Linked DNA regions of Homo sapiens: region 1 is linked to region 2. Evidence: chromatin loops called from intact Hi-C (ENCODE). Cell type or tissue: sigmoid colon. All regions are shown on one strand. Each heading gives the region's core, and the rest is flanking DNA. Links, peaks and the distances in the headings are about the cores only. Region 1 overlaps ENTREP2 (endosomal transmembrane epsin interactor 2). Region 2 overlaps ENTREP2 (endosomal transmembrane epsin interactor 2).

Region 1 (2,927 bases), core at 248-2,747, 52 kb before region 2:
TCACTTGAGCCAGGAGTTCGAGACCAGCCTGGGCAACATAGTGAAACCCTCTCTCTACAAAAGATACAAAAATCAGCCGGGTGATGCATGCCTGTATTCCCTGCTATTCGGGAGGCCGAAATGGGAGGATCACTTGAGCATGGGAGGTGGAGGTCACAGTGAGCTGTGATCATGCCACTGCATTCTAGCCTGGGCTACAGAGGGAGACCTTGTCTCCAATATACATATATACACACACACACACACACACACACACAATACAATATACATATATATGTGTGTGTATATATATATATATTCTTCTATAATATGATTTAATGGCAGCAACTAGGAAGGACCCAATGAATATATGTAATTCCCTCTTGCTGCACACCTCGGTTGTTTCCAGTTTCCAAAATACATAATCCTTTGGTTAATACTGGGAATTCTTAGAAGTAGAATTCTAGGTTCAATGGTATGCAGAGTTTTAAATATGCTTAACATAATACATGCATGGATTAAAGGTTAATATTACAGAAAGTTACACATTTAAAAGCAAGTTCCCCCTCGCCTCCTCCTTAATCTAGTTTCCGATTGTTAGGTTTCTTGTGCGTCGTTCCAAGAGAGCAATGTTTATGTAGTAAATGCATTCATCCATTCCTTCTTGTTTACACAGAGATCCTTCAGTGCACACTGGGCTGTGTCTTGCTTGTCAGTTATTTATCTTCGAGATCATTCCACAGTGGCATAAATAGATCTACCTCAAACTTTATAATGCACATATTCATGTTCTATGTAAATACCGAAGTCTTTTTAACTAGCCCTTTATTGCTACTCACTGGTTCAGGTTTTTGTAGTAAACGTCCTTGTGTAAATAGGCTGGCCTGTTTCTGTTAGTATATCCACAGGTTAAATTCCCAGGATTGAAACCATTGAGTATGGGTATGTACAGTTTTTATTTTGAGAGATGCTATGAAATTGTTCCCAAGGAAGGCTACATCAAATTATGCCAACATAAGAAATGTTTAAGAGGAACTTTCTTTCCCCTCTGCCCTTTGCCATCACTGGGTTTTACCAAAACTTCACCAAAATGTTTCCAGTCTCGTTGAAAAAAATACTTATCTTATTGTTTTCACTTGCTTTAGAAAATTCAGTAGGTCTACGCATTCTGTTACATGTTTATTGTTCATTAAAAATCTAAACATCCTATTCATCGTATTCAGCCATTTTTTTCTGTTGTTTCTTTTATTAATTTATACGAGCTCTTTGTAAATTAAGAAAACCTTTTGTCTGTTTATGTATTATAAATATTTTTCCTATTTGAAACCAGCCTTTGGTTTTATGGGTTTTTTTTAACCATAAATGTGTTCATTGGCCCTTTTCAGAATAATGCTACATTAAAAACCACACCAAAATGCAGTGCTTGACAGTAGCGAGCCATTATTTTCTCCTCTGGGTTTGCAGGTCAGCTGGGGTGGCTCCACTTTGGGTTGCAAGCTTCTCATGGGGTTTGTGTCTGTGCCATCTGTCCATTCCGGGGCCCAGGCTTGAAGGGGCAGTGGCCACCTGGGCAAGGAGGAGGGCAAGAGGTAGCACGTAGTGCATCAGAAGGCCCGGGGCGATGGCATGTGCCACTTCCACTCACCACCAGGCATATCCCATGGCCAAGTTTATTCTGGGATGGGGACGGGACTCCACCCACTCTGCAGGAGCCTCCGACCTCACACGTCAAAGGCACAGACTTGTTCTTCTAATGCAGATGCAGAGAGGCCCTGGGATTGAGAACACAGATTCCTCCTACCACAAACAAATGTGGGTTTTTTTAGCCATAAACGTATACATTTTAAATTTATTAATTGTTTCTATTATGTCTTAAAATTGTGTGGTGCCTTAAAAGGCTTACTTCAAGATTCTTTTACAAATTTCTCAAATATTTATGTTTTAATTTATATTTTACTCTTTGATTTCTCTGGAATTTATTTTAATGTTGAAACGTAGAGATTAAGTTTCATTTCTTTCCAAGTGGCTAGCCAGTTGCCCTAGCACTTCTTATTGCGTAGATTTTCTTTTCCCCTTTTTGGTATTTTAATTAGAGTTGCATGGAACTTATACATTATTTAGTCTTTTTGTTTAAAAAATGAATTTCCCTCCCATCTAGTCATGAAGTCTTTTAGGTTCCCCAGTAGATGTTTAAGGATTCCTTGATATTGCTCCTGCTCACCTCTTATTAAATCTGTGTATTCTAAGATATTCTGCCTTTTTGCTTACCATTATAAATGGAATTTTTAATTGTATTCTCTTTTCTAACCAGTCTTTGCTTGCACATATGTAGGAAAGCTGTTTGTCTATAGTTTAAGAGCTTGTGTCCTAACCCTGCCCATCATTGTAACGTTGGGCAAGTCACTTAATCTCTTTGTGCTTTAATTTTCACATATGTGCACGGGCACAAGAGTCACACATACTAATTAGGGTTGTCAGGATAAAGTATAAAAACTTAGTAAGTATATCTGGCATATATTCAGGGCACAATAAATATTGATCCTGTTGACCTTGAACAACATGCGTTTAAACAGCATAGGTCCACTTATATGTGGATTTTCTTCCACCTCTGCCACCCTGAAATGGCAAGACTGAGCCCTCCTCTTCCTCCTCCTCCTCCTGAGCCTACTCAACAAGAAGATGACAAGGATGAAGGCCTTTATGATGATCCACTTCCACTTAATGAATAGTAAAATATATTTTCTCTTCCTTATGACTTTCTTAATAGCATTTTCTTTTCTCTTTATTGTAAGAATACAGCATATAGTACATACGACATCCAAAATGTGAATGTGTGTTAATCAACTGTTTATCTGATTGGTAAGACTTCCAGTCAACAGCAGACTATTACCAGTTAAGTTTTGGAGGAGTGAAAATGTTATACATAGATTTTTGACTGCACAGGAGGT
Region 2 (2,927 bases), core at 101-2,600:
AAACCCAAACAGAAATAGTTATTAAAGAACTCAAATTAGAGTTGAAAAATCCCCCTATTTCTTAATAGACACCAAGTTTAGATAGTTTTGTAGGCAGATTTTAGCAAATTTTAAAGAAATAGCTAGTAGAAACAGGAGTAGAAAGCAATATAATTTATAGCTTGGTTGGTAGTGTTTGTATTTCAGGGTGTGGGAAGCCCTTAAATGGAGATGCCTATAGGCAGGCATAAGATGGTTTTCAGTACCTGCAGAAAAGGGAAAACAGCTCCAATTAATTAATTAATCAATTAATTATTATTTTTATTTATTTAATTTATTTTGAGACAGAGTCTCGCTCTGTCACCCACGCTGGAGTGCAGAGTGGTGCTATCTCAGCTCACTGCAACCTCTGCCTCCTGGGTTCAAGCAATTCTCCTGCCTCAGCCTCCCAAGTAGCTGGGACTACAGGTACGCGCCTCCACGCCAGGCTAATTTTTTGTATTTTAGTGGAGACGGGGTTTCACTGTGTTGCCCAGGCTGGTCTCGAACTCCTGAGCTCAGGTAATCCACCTGCCTTAGCCTCCCAATCCTATTAATTTATTAAAGGTTAGTGTGCTGTCTTCTCCCCCTTGCTATGAATTAGTTGGGTTATCACTATAAGTTTTCCATACTGTAGGAAACCAAAACACTGCCTTCTTCCTATTTCTGGCAGCTTGGGGATGCTCCTAAATTGCAATATCATTTATATTGTTAGTTTACATTCCAGTTTGCCAGTATGCCATGTAAATAAGTCCCATACATGAGATGCAAAAAGCCAAAATTCATTTATTCATGATTGATGCCAATTTGTATGCAATATAGCTTGTACACATTCCTGATTAAACTGTTCTGTTTGTTTCAGCAGATATGTTAACAATCTGGAGTTCACATCTCTGACTTTTGTTTTGTTTTTGCAGTTGTGTAGACATAAAACTGAGTCTTCTCATTTTATTTTTTTTAATGCGAGTAAGTACGTTAGGATTTTGCTTTTCACTGTACCATGCAGGAAGGAGCCCACATGTTTCCTGATGGGAGCTGGTTTTGCAGGGCCACGGGAGTTGTGTGCATGTGTGACAGTCTGTGAACTTTCGGGGGGTCTGGAAAGAAGACACCGCCGTAGAGGCGGCAGCCCCAGATCAGCTGTGAATCGTTCATCATCCAGGCCCTGCTCTGCCAACTGGACTTTTTGTTAATTGCAACTTCAGTTGATGAGATATTTGAGTTATGGTTATCAAATTAGGTCTCAGATGCTGAGTGATCTTGTTGGCCAATGTTAAGTTATTTTATCAGAATTCAGAAGTTAGGCCACAATTCTATGAAAGGGAAAATCATGATTAAATTTTCATTTATACCGCTTAACTTATAGGAGACAGGTTCCCACCTGGTGCTGAAATGGAACTGTGTGGTTTTACTCATATGACACCATGGGGCTGAAAATATTCTTCTGTGAATTCTTGTGTGACTTCTTTATGGCCTTTGGCCATTTTCCTACTGGGGCTGGAGTTCTCAAGGTTGTGCCAAATCGCGGGTCACATTGCAGAAGCCACATAACCCCACTTCTTCAGAGCTACTTTTGCGAACCTTTCAAAGCTCATTCCAAATCCTGTCACTCCTGTAATGGAAATGCTCCGAAGACTCCACATTCTCTCAGGCTAAAAGCCAACTCCTCCATCTGCAACCACCCCTCCCACTCCCGAGCCGGTCTTCCTGGATTCTCCTCTCCAGCTCAGCTCCAGCCACACGCCTCCACACTGCTCCCTGAGTCGGGAACATTGTTCCTCACGTAGCTGCAGCCCTGCGGCCCTCTTCTCGTTCTGTTGACATTTCAGTGAGGCCAGACCCGTTCAACATTGCTGCTCCCTGTCCTAGACCTCCCCCTGTTTCCATTTCCCCCACTTACCACCTTCTAATACCCTATATGATGTATCAAGCCTCTTGCCCTCTCACTGTGTGAAATTTACTTGACAGTTTTATTCACTGCCGCATGCCCAAACTGAGAACAGTGCCTGACACATTGAAGACATACACAGATATTTTTGGACTCAATAAATGCATTCAGGATTCAGCACTTAAAAGTTGATGTTTTTTCAAACTCTAGTGCAAGGTTGGACATGTATTCCTTATAGATTTCCCCTCACTCTGGTAAGCTCGCCCACCCCTTGCACCCTGACGCAGAATCTGACAATACTCCCCACCCATCCCAGATGGTGCCCCTCTATATTTGTTACACCTGACTCTCTGTGCCCTCCAGAATGCCATGACAGTGAATGGAAGTTTGGTCTCCCAATACAAGGCTCTGGGCTGCAGGAGAGAAATTAAAAATCTGAATTGACCTCTGCCTCGCAGATACCGTGTCTACATGCCTTGATCCTGTCAGTAAAAGAGCAGTGAGTGTTGCAGTTGCTGCTGTGTTGGCGAGCCTGCGTAGACTCCTGATGAGCCCTTCTAGGTGCTGACGGACTTCATGTGAATGCTTTGTTCCAGTTGCCCCTTATCTTCTTTTCAATCACAATCACTTTGGTCCATCGTTTCCTAGCACTTTCCTTTCTCCATGGTTTTTAAGGTAAAAACTATTTTCTTGTAGTAGGACATTGTATTTTTTTGATTTGTTTTCTGATTCTGAAGTCCTAAGTCTCTTTGTGACTATGGGTATCTATATTAAATGAAATAATGATCTCCTGTAGAAAAAATAGTGAAAAGAGATGAAAAATTTAAAAATTAAGATGCCATAGGCTCAGCGTGGTGGCTGACACCTGTAATTCCAAGCTTTTTGGGAGTCTGCGGTGGGAGGATTGCTCGAGGCCAGGAGTTGGAGACCAGCCTGGGCAACACAGCGAGACCTTGTCTCTATAAAAAATAAAATAAAATAAAATTAGCCAGGCACAATGGCATGGGCCTATAGTCCCAGC

The links. Peaks named below come from ENCODE experiments on the same cell type or tissue, not always from the same donor. Only the 100,000 strongest peaks of a DNase experiment are listed, where the experiment ranks them.
Region 1: it touches region 2 in a loop (4-fold over the local background); 5 of 110 quality-filtered maps call a loop at or near these places.

Annotation. Positions count from the first base shown.
Region 1 is chr15:29,399,623-29,402,549 of GRCh38, reverse strand. The region is part of intron 1 of ENTREP2 (endosomal transmembrane epsin interactor 2); the gene reads left to right. Among named protein-coding and RNA genes, the nearest start is that of NSMCE3, 130 kb to the right of the region's middle. In sigmoid colon, for the core only: no CTCF peak of the experiment used is centred there; a DNase peak (open chromatin) is centred at 1,625.
Region 2 is chr15:29,347,293-29,350,219 of GRCh38, reverse strand. All of the region lies in intron 2 of ENTREP2 (endosomal transmembrane epsin interactor 2), which reads left to right. Among named protein-coding and RNA genes, the nearest start is that of NSMCE3, 79 kb to the right of the region's middle. In sigmoid colon, for the core only: no CTCF peak of the experiment used is centred there; a DNase peak (open chromatin) is centred at 1,659.